4 separate regions of the Homo sapiens genome follow, and all the other regions are linked to region 3. The links are chromatin loops, found by intact Hi-C in ENCODE. Cell type or tissue: mammary epithelial cell. All regions are shown on one strand. Each heading gives the region's core, and the rest is flanking DNA. Links, peaks and the distances in the headings are about the cores only.

Region 1 (4,366 bases), core at 1,158-3,657, 1.6 Mb before region 3:
CTTGTAAGAAGAGACCAGAGTTTTCCTGGTCAGGTGAAGATACAGTACAAAGGCAGCCATCTTCAAGAGAATCCTTACCAGGAGCTGAACTGGTTAGCATCTCGATCTTCTACTTCCCAGCCTCCAGAACTGCCTGTTCTGGAATAACAGAAATAAATGCCTGTTGTTTAAGCCATGCAGTTGATGGTAATTTGTTAACAAAGACACAAATGTTCATAGCACATAGCAGCATTACTCATAATAACCAAAAGGTAGAAACAACCCAAGTGTCCATGATAAAATGTGGTATATACTTACAATGAATATTATTCAGCCTTAACAAGGAAGAAAATTTGACACATGCTACAATATGCTCATGCGTCCCTGAAGACATTTTGCTAAACGAAATGAGCCAGTTTAAAAAAAAAAAAAAAAAAAAAACAAGTACTGTATGATTCCAATTGTATGAGGTTTCTATAGTTGCCAAATTCACAGAGAAAAAAGTAGAATGGTGGTCCCCTGGAGCTGGGAGGGGAGGGGAAAAGGGGAAGTTATTCTTTAGTGGCTACCGAGTTTCAGTTTTGCAAGAGAAAAAGAGTTCTGGAGATGGATGTCAGTGATGGTTGCAGGTCAATGGGAATGCACTTAAGTCCACAGAACTCTACACTGAAATATGGTTAATATGATTAATTGTATGTTATATAAATATTTTATCAAAATAAAAACAATATATTTAGGACAGTGGTTGGCACATAATACAGGCTTTGTAAATATTAGTTATTATATTGTTATTATTGTATTAGTGTTCCTATTATTATTATTTTATAGAAATAATGAATGTTAAGGTGTGAAACCAAGCAGTAGGCGGAGAACAGATTATTTAGAGGCTTATGCTGTTAAGAAATTTGGATTGTTATCCTGAAGATTATAGAGAGCCATATAAGAGTTTTAACCAGAGAAATAATCTGATTGTTTCAGCACAGCAGATAGAATATGGCTTTTTATGTGGGCAATGACGGAGAAAAGAATTAAAAGGCTGTTATAGTGATATAATAGAGAATTCAAAGTATCTAAGCTTATCTGCTTAGGTGCTGATGAGAGACGTCAGAAATGGAGAGGATATGATTTTATTTTGGAAGATTGGCTTGACAGAAACTAGATTTTATCTTTTTTAAAAAAGTCTCTAGATCCTTAGGTATTGCTGTGTGGAATCTGCTATATCCCCTCACCCATTTTGGTTGTTTTCTGTGGACCTCTTTTGATGTGCAGTGATTTCATGACTGAATACACTGGTATAATGTCAAAATCAGGAAAAGGTAAAATGATGGGAATTTTTTTCTCAGTGATAATTTGTGTCCATACTAGAGCTCTCTGAGCTTTTCCGGCACCAGAAGAGCACCAGAATGATGTGTTTAGGGGGCACTGAAGACATGAAAATTCTCTTCCTGTAACGTAATGAAAATTTAACTATTGTATAAATATTTTAAGTACAGGAAGTGAAGCAGAGCTTTGGAGAGGTGTCCTTTCTGAGCAAAACCTGCGTGGAACTGGAGATTTAAATTAAAGTAACAGAAAACAATAAAAAAATTTGGATGATTACTCCTTCCTTTGATTTTCATCTCACAGAATGGGAATTCATATAATGGGGGGTGGGTGGTGAGGGGAGAAGCTTTTAAAAAGCTCTAGGTCTGTCTATTTGCTAACAAAATTATGCCACATGTCACTGCCACCCTCCATTCTCATCCTTAAACTCCTCTGCACTTCATACTAGTCAAAAACCTATTCTTAAAAATGAATCTAATAAAACCATATATGTTATGGTGAAAATGTCTATTAATGCAAAATATATTTATTCTACCAGAAATATTTTTATTTTAACTGAAGAAAAAACTTGCCAAAGTGATTAATATCTAAATATACTTATTGCTGCTTGGTAGACACTCAGTAAAAATGATAATGAAGATGATGATAATGATAATGACAATGATGACAACTAATGTTATTTCTACCAATAAGTAAATCCTAACTCACTTTCAAAGAACTGTGGGTCGTCTTTTAGGCCATTAGACAAAGTTTGATTGTAGAAGTAGCCTAAAGTTGAGAGATAAAATTGAAAAACCATATATTTGCTGTTAAGATATCCTTGTATATGTTGTGCTTATCATTATGAAAAATGCTCTAAGCATTCAAAAATGTTTTCAAGGAAGAACTATTTTGGTTTTCCTAATTAAACACAATGCTATTGTTTTCTGGTTCTCAGATCCTCGTTTTATTATTTTTTTTCCTACTGTACCTGTAGGTGTCTCCCTAAGTTCAGGATTATTCTATTTTCCTGACACTGTATTTGAAATGATGCCCATCCAAGAAACCCTTAGGTGCTATAAACACTCTGAGAAAAATCATGTCTGTTTAATAATTTACTTAGATGCTCCTAAGGTCACCCTTTGTAATTCTGATCTGTGGTCAATAAAATTAAATGTTGATAATTGTTTATGAACTGTGCTACATGTCATACTAGAATAATATGAGATTAATACTGAATTATATTCTGTGAATCCATCCCTAACTCACACAGACTCCTTTTTAAGTTACTAGTTCTCCATGAACTGTTTCCTCCATTTACATTCAAACCTCTTATTGTTATACTGACCTCTTCTTACTATTTACCATAATTCCCCTGAAGTCCTGAAAAACAGGGAAAGGCAGAATTTAATAACTTCTGGCAGGATTATTCCAATACCCTTTGATTCTGAAACCATAGGCAAAATATTAATTCAGACAAATGCTATGAATTCATGATACCATATACTTTTATTGGTTGACTATCATTTGCCAAATTTTAATATGCTATTACTTTTAGAAAATAAAAACAAAGATTTTCCTGTGATTTTGCAGAGCTACACATGCCCAGTAAATGCTATATGTCTCTTTAGTAAAGAGACATTTTTGCTGTTCAATTCCTTCTGTGAATGGAAAGCTGAGCCCTGAGCTTGCTTAAGGGGGTAGAAAAGTAGAGCCACACTGATGACATTCTCAGGTTTTCTGAACCATCTTGACTTGACTTTAAGCATTCTGTCCTATTGCCTTTATTTTAGTTTTGTCATTCTCATCAGACCATATGGTCATCAGAGCAATATTAGTGGCAATTTTTTGTCAGACAGAATAAGATGGTTATCTAGACATCAAGAATTGAAGGACAGTAGGCAGATGGCCCTCTTTGCCTGTAACATATTCTCATTGGTTTAGGGTACCTATGCCTATAAAAATATTATTTGAAAAAATTGCAAATACACTGAGAAAGCTTAATATTAAGTTGAACATTTAATTTTTTTTTTTTGAGATGGTGTCTTGCTCTGTCAGCTAGGCTGGAGTGCAATGGTATGATCTGAGCTCACTACAACCTCTGCTTCCTGGGTTCAAGCAGTTCTTGTGCCTCAGCTTCCCGAGTAGCTGGAATTTCACGCACACACCACCAGGCCTGGCAAATTTTTGCATTTTTAGTAGAGACAGTGTTTCACCATGTTGGCCAGGCTGGTCTTGAACTCCTGAGCTTAAGTGATCCATCCCTCTCAGCCTCCCAAAGTGCTGGGACTGTAGGCTTAAGCCACTGTGCCGGGCCAGAACATTTAAATTTAATTCTAAAAACATTGACTGCAAGGGCCATTGCTAATTGTGCATGGGTCATACACTGTCCAACTCCAGAGACAGCCATTTACTTTGTCGACATGCACTGTTGTAGTCCTGCATATTTTGTGCTGCAGTTTTTTGTCTTAAAAAAGGGATAATAATAGAGCTCAAATGTTTGTTACAAGAATTAAATGAGACAATGCATGTAACTTTTTGGAACTGTGCACCATGTGGTAAAAACCACAATAAATGTTTGCTATAGTAATTATTATTATACTTTGTAACAGTCTCACATCCAACCTTTGAAAACAAAACTTTGCTTACCACGTGATTCTTTTCCTTGAGGAGAAGATAAAACAGGTTCCTAATTTTCTTCTGTGAGAGAAATAAAACCTTCAAAAACAGACAATATATGGAGCCTAAATAATGACAGGGATTAAATGGACAGAGCATGAAATTCATAAAAGGAGATAAGATTGAAAATATAGGGTATGAATTTTATCATTTATTAACATGTTACTGTGATATCTTTTTTAAAAAACTGAATTAGCTTACTAACTTCAAGTTGCATTTCTTTTTTGCCTAGGATTGGCCAAGGCCTCTGTGATTAGAGAGATAATTCCTAAGTCACAGCATATGGTTGATCTGCTTTGAAATCCTTTAGGATTGCTTATTAAAAGCATAAGTTAGCTCACAATAGGCCCCTTACTTTCAATCCATTTTGTAAAACCCTTACTCAGACCCGGGGTGGTTGTATTAA
Region 2 (4,366 bases), core at 654-3,153, 290 kb before region 3:
TTAGCTAAAAGGCTGAATATTTGCCAAGGTCATAGTAGAATTCTTCACTTTGTTTGACAGGCTGAAGACTAAATTTTTGAATGTCAAACATAGTCTGAGTTTTTTATCTAACATCATTTCACTTATATTTTCTGAGGAAATTTGTTTTTTCCAGCAAGAAATCTCTATTTGAAACAAAGTCATCTGCTGATTCTGCTACACCAGCAGTTAGGCTCTTCTATTTCTTTCCTCTCAATTTCTACATCAGTCTGAAGGGCAAAAAAAAAAAAAAAAAAAAAAAAAAAAATCATCATAAGGGGCAGGGTTTTGAATTGTATAAGAGCAACTAGTTCTTTCCTATAATAATCCCAAATTGGCTATAAATTCTACCCAAATCTCTTCACCAATATACTATAATATTGAATGGGAAGTTATTCAGAAATCACAGTTTCAGCTCCTAGGAGCAGTGGTATATGAAGGGTTGCCATGGAGGTGGAGAGGTGGAAGCACTCCACCCCAGGTATAGGCAATAATAGCACTGGCTGTAGGAAATTTAAAGAAATAATAAAATAGACTAAACACTGGTCTGCTTTTTATTGTCACAAGGTATTTTCATTCTAAACAATGTCAGGGGTCAAACACTCCGCCCTACTAGATTAGAACACTCTCTCTGTGCCAAACCCTCCCTACAAAGTCCCCTTCTCACTGCCTTTTTCTCCTCTGCCCTACTTGGCCAGGGATGCTGTTACCAGAAGTAGGGAATACTGTACTCTTCTATTGTTGTTTTCTTTACAGTGATATGAATGTTGATATTTGATAATGTAATGATAAATACAGAGCCCATTAAGTGGCAACATCCCAGTTGGTTTCCCATTAGATGCCTCTTTAATGGTGAGTGTGATGCCCACTTTTGCTCAAGAAAAGGCTTCATAAAATTCTTTAATTTGTCAAACTCTGATGGGAGAATTGTCAGGGAACGGGATTCATTTTCATGGTTACGACTATGCAAGGTAATTAATGAGAAACTCATCCTTAATAAGCAGGTTTCTCTCTGGGTACAGTAACATCACCAAAACCTCAGTTTGGTAACCAACAACCCAATTTGAATGTAAGCATACACTTTTGGGAAAATATGCAATTTCTTTTTTTTTTTTTTTTTTGTGATGGAATTTCGCTCTGTTGCCCAGGCTGGAGTGCAGTGGCGCGATCTCGACTCACTGCAAGCTCCGCCTCCCGGGTTCACGCCATTCTCCTGCCTCAGCCTCCCAGTAGCTGGGACTACAGGCGCCCGGCACCACGCCCGGCTAATTTTTTGTATTTTTTAGTAGAGACGGGGTTTCACCGTGTTAGCCACGATGGTCTCGATATCCTAACCTCGTGATCCGCCCGCCTCCGCCTCCCAAAGTGCTGGCATTACAGGCATGAGCCACCGCGCCCGGCCAAAATATGCAATTTCATAACAAACATTAAGAGAGAAATATATTCTGGTTCTTCCAGAAGAAAGAGATACATTTTTAGAGTACTTTGAAGAAGGCCTTGTTAAAAACATTTCAGAAAAAAAAGAGTTTCTGCTGAGAGAAAGGTAAAAAAGGAAGAAGAAAATGAAAAAAGGAAGGAAGAAAAAAATGTAGAAAATCCTTCAGTTATGTTATAGATTAAAACTGACCAACTTATATTACTATTGGATTTAAGAAGAGAATAAATCTAAAAATGCTTTTAAAAATTTGTTGTACTTCTTCCCAAATTAGAAAATGTTTATTTAAATGACTAAAAATTGAATGTGCACAAAGCAGCATGTCATCTTTGTGCATTGATCCAATAAGACTCTGCACCATACTATAATTTGGCAGGCAGTATTTAATCTTCAGTCCAGCTATTCCTCTGTGGCCACAATATTCCAAGTATTTTTACAGTTTCCATCTTTTTCCAGACCAATGCCAAAGCTTGTGTTCTTGAGTGGTGGGCCACTCCCAATCTTCAATGGCTCTCTGTTTGGTATTGTGCAAATACATGAATCACCAGGGAAGACAGACTGAGACTTGAGTAGGGAATCAGAGGCTGCTCTTTTTTAAGATGTGGCAAACCTAGCAAAGGAATCCCAGGAAATCAAAGTCTAGAATATCATAAAATCACAGCTGGAGAAAATTTAATCATCACCTAGTTAAATTCTATTACAGGCACACTTCATATTATTGCACTTCACTTTATTGTGCTTTGCAGATATTGTGTTTTTTTTCTCCTACAAACCTTCAATTTGTAGGAACCCTGCATTGAACGAGTTTATTGGTGTCACTTTTTTAACAGCATGTGCTCACTTTGTGTCTAGATATCACATTTCAAACTTTTAAATTAATATTATATCTGTTAAGATGATCTGTGATCAGTGGTCTTTGATGGTACTATTGTAATTGTTTTGGGGTGCCTTAAACTGCACCCATACAAGATTGCAAACTTAAATTACTGTGTGTGTTCTGAATGCTCCACCAACCAGCAGCTCCTTCATCTCTCTCTCTCTCATCAAGTCTGCCTATTCCCCTGAGATACAACAATATTGAAATTAGGCCAATTAATAACCCTAAATGGCCTCTAAGTATTCAAGAATGTGAAAGGAAGAGTTGAACATTTCTCACTTTAAATCAAAAGCTAGAAATGATTAAGCTTAGTTTGAAAGGCATGTCAAAAGTTGAGACAGTCTGGAAGCTAGGCTGAGAGAAGTAAAGATGCTTCAGATAAAAACCTTGAAGCTAGCAGAGGTTGTTTCATGAGGTTGAAGGAAAGAAGTCATCTCCACAAAAATGCAAAGTGAATCAGCAAGTGCTAATAAAAAAGCTGTAGTAAGTTATCCAAAGATCTACCTAAGATAATGAATGCAAGTGGATACACTAAACAACAACTTTTCAATGTAGACAAAGCAGCTTTATACTAGAAGAAGATGCCATGTAAGCTAGAGAGGAGAAGTCAATGTCCTGCTTCAAAGGACAGGCGGACTCTCTTATAAGGAGCAGATATGTCTGGTGCCACATTGATCATTCCCAAAATCCTAGGGCCCTTAAGAATTATGCTAAATCTATTCCACCTGTGCTAAACAAATGAAACAACAAAGCCTGGATAAGAGCACATCTGTTTACAGTACACTTTACTGAATATTTTAAGTCAGCTGTTGAGACCTATCACTTAGAAAAAGAGTCCTTTCAAAATATTACTGCTCACTTGTTAAAGCAGACTAAATATGGCCTGAGTAGGGCTACATACTTCTATATTTGAGTCCTTGTGGATGAACTGTAACCTAGCTTAATAGTCAGACAAAATTGAAAACCTAACTTAATAGTATGCGCCCATAACAATAGCTGAGCGTTGGGCAATCCCAGCAGCCATACTTCAACCACTCATAGACTGCTGAGTGTTAAAACTGCACTCAAATAAGGCTAACGCAGAGCTGTAGCAAATCTTGCTGTTTCTGTACATAACTTTACCTTTTTTCTCCATAAATTCATTCCGAGCACAAGGCATCCCTGGAATATCTGTGAATCTGCCGTGATTCTGAGGGCAGCCTAATTCATGAATCATTAATTGCTCAATTAAACTCCTTTACATTTAATTTGGAGTAAGTTTTTCTTTTATCACATTGAAAATGCACCTGGTTACCCACCAGCTCTGATGGAGTCATACAAGAAGATGGTCATTGTTTTCATGCCTGCTAATACATCATCCATTCTTCAGTCCAGGAATCAAGAAGTAATTTCAACCCTCAAGTCTTATTATTTAAGAAATAAATTTTGTAAGGCCCTTAGCTGCCATAGATACTGATTCCTCTGATGAATCTGGGCAAAGTAAACTGAAAACCTTCTGAAAAGAATTCACCATTCTGGATGCCATTAGAACATTTATGATTTATGACAGAAGGGCAAAATATCATCATCAATAGGAGTTTGGAGGAAGTTGATTCCAACCCTTATGGATAACTTTGAGGAATTTAAGACTTCAGTGGAGAAAGCAACAGCAGATGTGGTAGAAATAGCAAAATAGTTAGAATTAGAAGTGAAGTCTGAAGATGAGACTGAATTGCTGCAATTTCAAAATAAAATTTTAATGGATGAAGAGTTGTTTCCTATAGATGAGCAAAGAAAGTGGTTTATTGAGATGGCATCTACTGGTGAAAGTGCTGTGAATATAGTTGAAGTGACAACAAAATACTTAGAACATTACATAAATTTAGTTGATAAAGTAGCACAGGGTTTGAGAGGAATGACTCCAATCTTGAAAGAAGTTCCGCAGTGGGTGAAATGCGATCAAACAACATTTCATGCTACAGAGAAATCTTTCATGAAAGGAAAAGTCAAGAGATGTGGCAAACGTCATTGTTGTCTTATTTTAAGAAATTTCCACA
Region 3 (4,366 bases), core at 1,077-3,576:
CTTGTTACTATCAATGAATAAAAAGTCCTTAAGAAACCCCAGAAAGTTGAGTATTCACAGGGAAGCAATAGGATGGGGGAGGTGAAGGAGGGAGGATAATTATATAGCCCAGCAATTTTCATGTGTTCATGCCTAGACCAGAGAGGATTCATGGAGCTCCTCTATGAGAGAGAGACACAGAGAGAGAGAAAGAGAGAGAGAGTGTCCCCTGAAGGGGAAGTAGGTAGGTCATTTAGGGAAAGAAATATTAAGCAACCAAGGTTCCATGCTCCACCTTCTGTCAATCAGGAAAGATAATTTTTTTCACCTGTTTTATATATTCAGCTTCTAAGTCATGCTCTTTTTCAAAGAAAAAAATTCACTGTTTTAAAAAAATTGTTTAGGAATTTTATTTTAAAATCCTTTTTGTTAAGGTTAGAACCAGATTTCCACATTTCCTTCTGTTTCAGTTGTTTCTTTTTTTCTTCTTCTGTTAAGTTATGTCTTATTCAAATACGGTATAGCTATTTCAGTAAATGTGAGGTCCAAGCTGTTTACAACCAGATCCAGATTTCTGGGATTTAAACTATTTATTCCTTGACCCTCCATTAGAATTTTTTTTTTCACTTTCTAGAAAGCATTCTTCTACTTTTACCTCATAACCTGTAGCCCTCCCTATTCAGTCCTCACCACACCCCCCACAAAAAAAAAAAAAAATTACTGAGGAAGCTCTTCAAACCTCTAACTGATCTATATCACAAAAGAAGGTTCCCTAACCTTAATGTTTTAGGAAAGCTAAGTAACTGACATTCACAGCCTGCAGGTGCTAGCTCCCAGCTCTCCCAGGTGTGTTCCTCTATGGTTTACAAAAGTATTCAGGAGTTCCTGTTAGTTCGGTGAATCAACACATATTCACTGAATGCCTTCTGCAATCTAGACACACGTCTCCTCTAGTTGTCTAGATGGTTAGTGCCATCTTTCAGCTTGCTAGACTAGGTGCCCTCATATGACAGCCTCCTAATTCCAATGAGTCCACAAGGAAATGGAGTGTAAAATAACTATTTAGGTTTGTGGGGTTTTTTTCCATTCAACAACAAATTTTTCAATGCCTGGTATGTAAGAAACACAGAGCAAGGTGCTAGAGGACAAAGTGGAGATCAAGACTGACAAGTTTATTTTCTAACAGGTAAAGCAGACAAAAAAAAAAAACACCTAAATTTGTAATATAAGATGTGGTATGACAGAAAGATAGGTAGTGATTAGTACAATGAAGGAAAATAAAGCAGAGAAAGCAGGTAGATGGAAACTGTTGTTTTACATAAAGACATTAAGGAAGACTTCTCTGAGATGTGACATTTAGGTAGATACCTAAATCAGTGGGAAAGAAGTCAAATAAACTTCTGGAGGGAATGGATTAGAGGCAGAGGAAACAGCAAACTAAAAGGCTTGAGGTGGGTGTCAGCCAGGTGGGTGCTAAAGGCAGCAAAAAGACAAGTGAAAGTGACAGAATGGAGTAAGATTACATCTGTTGTGCCTGGGATCCTGATTAGCAAAAGCGATTTCAGGCTTCCTTCTTCAGTAGAGCTTTGGATTAAACTTTGGGGTGTCATCTAGAATGTCTCTCTTCCACTTAGTAGAATGTTTCCAGAACCCGGCTGCACTTTAGAATCGCTGGACGGATTGTTTTGCTTTGCTTTGAAATATCAACATCCAGGGTTCCATCCCTCCCCACAAACCTCCCAATATTGTTATTTATCTGGAGTGAGTTCAGGCATTATACATATTTTTAACACCACCACCGCCCCCCCCCAGGTTATCCTAATATAACACGACTTTATCCTAAGAGGTTATCCTAATATAACACGTGTATATAATACACACGACTGGGAGCCCTTGATATTTAGTCAACAAGTATTAGTTGCATAAATGCCATACATCTGGCCTCCAGGAGGTGCTTATAATGGAATATAGCTGAGCCAGAAAAAAATAAAGCAGGCAAAGTTTTAACGTTTATTGGAAGGGAAAATGCATTATAGATGTTCCAAAGTTGAAAAAAATGATCTGGGTTAGTGAAACCTGTTGTATGAAAGAAAGTGGTTTCTGGTGAATTACTCTGAAGACGTAAGCAGAGTAATGAGGTGGTTTGCACCATTCTAGAGCCGACTTGCTTGGCTGAGAGCATATTTCAACGCACCAGGCCAATTAAGGACATTTTTATTCAAGCCTAGTCTAGTTCAGCAATGAGCCTGCTATTATTCACCGATGAAGGATGTAGCTGGAATGACATGTTTCATTCAGGCATGTTACGCTCAATACCAGGTAGAGCACCTTAGGGGCCCGCGAGGCGAGCTGGCCAGGAAAGCTACCGTTCCTGTTGCGACAGCGCCATCGCGTGGCAACAGGTAAAAATGGCAGCCATTTTGCAGCCTCACAAATCCCCTGGGGTTCGTCCTGTTTATTTTCACAAAACCAGGCATGTCTTGCTCTTCTTAATGTGCGTGTGCATTCACCATAAGCGTTCATAATGTTTATGCAGGTCCATACTGAATAAAGCCTTCCCAGATAACCAAGACCATCCAAACTCTGAGTAAGCACACATCTGCTGTGTGCTAAAGAGTGACTCAGAATGCGGAGGATTATTATTGAGCCTTGTTTTTAGAGATCGGCAGAAAAATCCACTTGCGAAGAGAGAAACAAATATCGGAAAACTCTTTTTTTTTAATTAAGGTCTCACTTTTTCACCCAGGCTGGAGTGCAGTGGTAGTACCATAGCTCACTGCAACCTTGAACTCCTGAACTTGATCAAGTGCCCAGCTATTTTTTATTTGTTTTGTTTAGTTTTACCCAATACCCAGACTTCAAGGATAAATTTGTTTTGTAGAGATGAAGTCCCACTACATTGCCCAGGCTGATCTTGAACTCCTGGCCTCAAACTTTATACCCATCTCAGCCTCCCAAAGCTTTGGGATTACAGGTGCAAGCCACTGTGCCCAGACACGAAATATTTTTTAAAGGAGGCTTTTGACGGGAAACTACTAACAAGTTTCTAATGGTAAGAGGAGCTGCTGTGTACTGTTCAAACAAATTACCCTACTCTAATGACCTAAAACCATAAGCTAAATAGCAGATGTTGGGATTCAAAGACAGATTAGAGTCCATCTAAGCAACTCTGAAGTTGTATAGAAGAAAGTGAAGAATGATTTACTTAAAATGGTTCATATTTTTTAAATTGAATTATAGTGAAGGAGAAATTTTTTTCCAACTCCTTGCCATGTTATTAGAGAAGTGAAAAAGAAGCCAGTGGTTCTCAATTTTGGCCACACATTAACATACCTGTAGATTCTCATTTTAAATATCCTGATGCCCAGGTAACACTCTCAACGACTTAATTCAGAACTTCCCCAGATGATATTTTGTGAGTTGCATTTGAGGACCACTGAACCAGAAGCTTCCTATGCTTGTGATATGTCACTAAGTCATGATTACATATATCATCAGCAGGGCACCTCTTTCCTCTTCCTACATTCACCTCTCAACTGCCTTCAACTGTCTTCAACTGTCATTTACCCTTCAAGATTCCTTTGTTGATGTTTATTTTAATCAGACTTCCATAAGGGTTGAAGAGGTGTAAAGAAGCTTAAAATACTGACCTGGGATTTGCCTCCTGATTTCTGATTTCTGAATCATTTAGCCCACTACACTTTGAGACATCTGAGGTATCACATATTATTTCAAATTGTGCCTTCAGCATCTAACATGCCTGACACACAGAAAAGACTCAATAAATATTAAATGAATAATCTTGTCAGCCGGACAGCACCCCATTGACTTACCACAAAACTCTGAAAGTTGATTTGTGAAGCGAAGAGTGGAAGGAGATGTGAAGGGAAGAGATGTCAGGGGGTGACGTTTGAGACAGTGAGTACTTTAGAATGGGGAGTAGTTTAAACCCACAAAGAAAACACAGCATGGTTGTGTTACCTGAAATCCCCAGATCACAGACTGCTAAATTGATAGTCATTATTTCAGCGGGTCTCAGCTTCTTCTTTCGTCTAGAAGACATGTAAAGGACATATCCATTTCCAAATGTGGACAGAATCCCTACAAGGAAAAATAAAAATTCCAATCGTTAAAACTAAGATTTCGAGTTCACTCAGATATGAAACACTTCTCAACTTCAAAAATGGACACCATAGATTTAGAGGGTAGTGAGAGGACTCTAAATAAAAAAATCTAAATTAAGAAGATGAAATAAAAAGCATGAGTTGTGAGTGACAGGCCAATGGGGCAGGAGTCAGGGATTATAAGACTGAACTTACCCAGAAAAAGGCATCGCTAACTTCCCCGCGAGGCTCAGGAAAGTGTGGGAATCCCAATGGTCAGTTCT
Region 4 (4,366 bases), core at 1,135-3,634, 690 kb before region 3:
GGTTTGGTTTGCTCTTGTTTTTCTAATTTTTTTAAGATGCATCATTAAGCTGTTTATTTGAAGTTTATATTCTTCTTTGATGTAGGCACTTACAGCTATAAACTTCCCTCTTTGTACTACTTTTGCTGTATCCCATGGATTTTGGTAGGTTGTGTTTTCATTACCATTTGTTTAATGAAAACTTTCAATTTTCTTCTTACTTTCTTCATTGACCCCACTGGTCATTCAGGAGCATTTTGTTTTATTTCCATTTGTTTGTGTGGTTTCCAAAATTCCTTTTGTCTAACTCTCTCTTTAGCTCTAATAACTTTTGCTTTTTATATCTGGGAGCTCCAGTGGTAGGTGCAAATATATTTATAATTGTTAAATCGTCTTGCTGATTTGACCCCTTTATCATTACATAATGGCCTTCTTTGTCTCTTTTTGTTGTTTTTGTCTGAAATCTATTTTGTCTTATACAAGTATAGCTACTGCTCTTTTTTTGGTTTCCATTGGCATGAAGTATCTTGTCCTTCCCCTTTATATTCAGGCTATCTGGGTCTTCATAAGGGAAGTATGTTTCTTGTAGGCAACAGATTGTTTGGTATAATTTTTAATTCATTCAGTCAATGTACATTTTCATTAGAGAATTTAGTCAATTTATATTCAATGTTATTATTGATAAGAAAGGACTTACTCCTACCATTCTATTATTTGTTTCCTAGATACTTGTAGTCGTCTTTTTTTCTTTTCCTTCTTCCTGTCTTCCTTCTAGTGAAGATGATTTTCTCTGGTAGTATGTTTCAATTTCTTGCTTTTTTTTTTTTGTATCCATTGTATGTTTTTAGATTAGAGGTTACTAGGAGGTTTGCAAATACTATCTGATAACCCATTATTTTAAACTGATGGCAACTTAACACTGATTACATAACCAAACAAATAAAACAACAGACAAGCAAGAGAAAACTAATAAAACTCTACACTTCAACTTCGTCTCCCTATTTTTTAATTCTTTGCTCTTTCTGTTTATATCTTGCTGTAGTTCCTTTCTTGAAAAGTTCTTGTAGCTATTATTTTTGATCAATTCTTTATTTCATCTTTGTACTTAAGATATGAGTTTACGCACCACAATTACAGTATTATATTCTGTGATATTCTGTGCACATACTATTACCAGTGAGTTTGGTACCTTCAGACGATTTCTTATTGTTCACTTACATTCTTTTCTTTCTGATTAAAATATTGCCTTCAGCATTCCTTATGGGACAGGTCTGGTGTTGATAAAAACCCTCAGCTTTCCTTTGTCTGAGAAAGTCTTCATTTCTTCTTCATGGTTGAAGGATATTTTCACCAGATGTACTATTTTAGGGTAAAAATTTTATTCCTTCAGCACTTTAAATGTGACATGCCACTCTCCACTGGCCGGTAAGGTGTCTCCTGTCAGATGTAATGGAGCTCCATTGCATGCTATTTGTTTCTTTTCTCTTGCTGCTTTTAGGCTTCTTTTTTTCCCCTTGAACTTTGGGAGTTTAAATATTAAATAGCTTGAGGTAGGCTTCTGTGGGTTAAATCGTCTTGGTGTTCTATAACCTGCTTGTTCTTGGATATTGATATCTTTCTCTAGGTCTGGGAAGTTGTCTGCTATTATTCATTTGAATAGACTTTCTCTGCCATCTTAATCTCTACCTCCTCTTTAAGGCCATTAACTCTTTTGAGGCTAGATAATAACTTTTTTAGGGCTATTTTCTAGATCTGGTAGGCACACTTTGTTCTTTTTTATTCTTTTTTCTTTTGCCTCCCTTGAGTATTTTCAAATTGCCTGTCTTCAAGCTCACTAATTCTTTTTCTGCTTGATTACTGCTGCTATTAAGAGATCCTGATGCATTCTTAATTATGTCAATTGCATTTTTCAACTCCATAATTTTTTCTGGATTCTTGTAAAATATTTCCCTGTCTTTGTTAAATTTTTTTGATGGAGTTGTTCATTCCTTCTCTGTGGTATCTTGAATTTCTTTGAGTTTTCTAAAGCAGCCGTTTTGCATTCTCTAACAGGTCACCTAGCTCTGTCTTTCCAGGATTTGTTCCCAGTGACTTATTTAGTTCATGTGGTAAGGTCATGTTTTCCTGCATGTTCATGATGTTTGTGTATGTTTGTCAGTGTCTAGTCATTTAAAAGTTAGGTATTTATTGTACTTCTCATAGACTGGGCTTGTCTTTACCCATTCTTGTTGGGATAGTTTTTCAGGTATTCAAAGGCACTTGGGTGTTGAGAGCTAAGGTTTTAGTCACTGCAGCTATATCTGCATTAGGGGGCACTCCAACCCCAGTAACACTGGAGTTCCTGCAGCATCACAGAGGTATGGCCTTTATGGTCTTTGTTAAGTTCCAGAAGAATTATCTGGATTACCAGGTAGAGACACTTGTTGTCTTCCCTTACTTTCTCCCCAAAAAATGAAATCTCTCTTTCTTTCTCTGTGCTGAGCTGTCTGGGGCTGGGAGAGGGGTGACAGAACCACCCCTGTGTCCACCACTACTGGGACTGCACTAGGTCTGACCTAAAGCTTGCACAGCACTGGGTCTTGCCCAAGGCACAGTGTAACCACTACCTAGATACCACCTATCTTCATTGAAGGCTCTAGGACTCTACAATCATAAAGTGGCAGTGCCAGCCTGGCTTGTGTCTTTTCTTTTAGGGCAGTGAGCTCCCCCACACCCAGGTGGGTCCAGAGATCCTGTCTAGGAGCTAGGGCCTAGGGTGAGAAACCTTAGATATTTACCTGGTTCTTTATTCGCCTGCAGCTATGCTGGCACCAAAACCACAAGATGCACTTCTTCCCACTCTTCTCTCCCTTTTCTCCAAGCAGAGGAGTCTCTCTCCATATTCATACCACCACAGGCCCCTGGTGAGTACAGCCAGGCTACCACTGATGTTCACTTAAGCCCCAAGGGCTCGTCAGTTAGTTTTTGGTGAATGCTGCCACACCTAGGACTCACTCATCAGGGCAATGGACTCCCCTACAGTTCAGGGTAAGCACAGAAATGCCATTCAAGAACCAAGGCCTAGAATCAGTGTCCCCAAGTAACTTCTCGGTGCTCTTCTCCACTTTGGCCAAGCTGGTACCTAAGCTGCAAGACAAAGTCCCCTTTAATTTCCTTCACCTTTTTACAAGAAAAAGGAGTCTCTTCCCATAGCCACCACAGCTGTGAATGTGCTAGGTCACACCTGAATCCAGCACATCTCAGAATTTCATCCAAGGCACATGGCATGTACTACCTAGTCACTGCTGCTAATTATTCAGAGCCCAAGGGCTCCTTAGTCATCAGGTGGGGAATCCTGCTGGGACTTGGTCCTTCCCTTCAGGGCAGTAGGTTCCCTTCTGGACAAGGTGTGTCTAGATATATTTTCCAGACCCTAGAGACTGGAATAAAGGCCTCATGACTCTGCCCTGTACCCTATCCTTCTGCTGTTGAGTTGGTATCCAAGTTTCAAAGCAGAGTCATTTTACTGTTTCCTCTCCTGCCTCAAGTGGAAAGAAGGGGTCTGCTTTGGAGTTGTGAATTGTGCTTCCTGAGATTGGGGAAAAATGATGCAAGTACTCCTTTAGCCACCCCAGCTGGTGTCTCACTAAGTTGGCGGCCCCTCAAGTCCACTGGTTCTGTGCCCAGAACAGCACTAGGACTTGCCTAGGAGTTATAATCCTTGCTGCTTAGACTGCCTTTCAAGTTTATGTAGCACCCCAGAGCACTTTAGCCCACAGTAGCAAGACTTGACAACACTCAGGTTCTGCCTGACTGCTAGGATGGGCAATTGCCCTCTGGCTGGGATTAGTCTAAATAGTCCCTGCACACATGTTGTCTGAGTTCTCCTCAGTTTTGGCAGCACTGAGTTCCAGTGTAAAGTCCCACAGTTACTGCATTCTTCCTCCCCGGAGTGTACAGATTCTTTCTCTGTGCCACCTGGCCACTGTCAGGTGCAGGGGAGCTGGGTGAGGGAGGAGTGGTGTTGGAAGTTCAAGGCTCTTTCCTACTCCCTTTAGTGCCTCTTTCAGTGATATGAAGTTAAAATCAGGCACTGTTATCGCTTACCTGATATGTGATTCTTATGAATGTATTTTTTGTGTAGATATAAATGTGGTGTTTCTATAGGGAGGACAATTAATGGAGGCTTCTATTGGATCATCTTCCTCTACCTCCTCCTCTCCTTCCCACTTTGCATGTCCAAAAGAGAGGCAGCAAAAATTTACTTAAGTGAGCCTAGGTGGAAACCCCCAGAAGTTTTTCTTTTTCTGATGTTCCCTGAGATTGTCCTATTTGTCACATGGTAATTCTCTCTCTCTCTCTCTTTCTACTTCTCTCTCTCTCTCTCTCTCTCTCTCTGTGTGCATGC

What was found. Hi-C counts contacts between places; a loop is a spot of excess contacts. Peaks named below come from ENCODE experiments on the same cell type or tissue, not always from the same donor. Only the 100,000 strongest peaks of a DNase experiment are listed, where the experiment ranks them.
Region 1: it touches region 3 in a loop (15-fold over the local background); 52 of 110 quality-filtered maps call a loop at or near these places.
Region 2: it touches region 3 in a loop (8-fold over the local background); 7 of 110 quality-filtered maps call a loop at or near these places.
Region 4: a loop joins it to region 3, with 22 times the contacts of the local background. A loop is called at or near these places in 8 of 110 quality-filtered maps.

Annotation. Positions count from the first base shown.
Region 1 is chr6:49,421,918-49,426,283 of GRCh38, reverse strand. No RefSeq gene overlaps it. Among named protein-coding and RNA genes, the nearest start is that of MMUT, 39 kb to the left of the region's middle. In mammary epithelial cell, for the core only: a CTCF peak has its summit at 2,286; no DNase peak of the experiment used is centred there.
Region 2 is chr6:48,075,891-48,080,256 of GRCh38, reverse strand. All of the region lies in intron 1 of PTCHD4 (patched domain containing 4), which reads left to right. Among named protein-coding and RNA genes, the nearest start is that of PTCHD4, 33 kb to the left of the region's middle. In mammary epithelial cell, for the core only: no CTCF peak of the experiment used is centred there; a DNase peak (open chromatin) is centred at 1,976.
Region 3 is chr6:47,786,229-47,790,594 of GRCh38, reverse strand. OPN5 (opsin 5) reads right to left here. Exons shown (of 7, transcript NM_181744.4): 2 at 3,961-4,080. Among named protein-coding and RNA genes, the nearest start is that of OPN5, 6.4 kb to the right of the region's middle. In mammary epithelial cell, for the core only: a CTCF peak has its summit at 2,368 (motif pointing left); a DNase peak (open chromatin) is centred at 2,204; H3K27ac peaks cover 1,587 bases.
Region 4 is chr6:48,474,375-48,478,740 of GRCh38, reverse strand. No RefSeq gene overlaps it. Among named protein-coding and RNA genes, the nearest start is that of PTCHD4, 370 kb to the right of the region's middle. In mammary epithelial cell, for the core only: a CTCF peak has its summit at 2,290 (motif pointing right); a DNase peak (open chromatin) is centred at 3,290.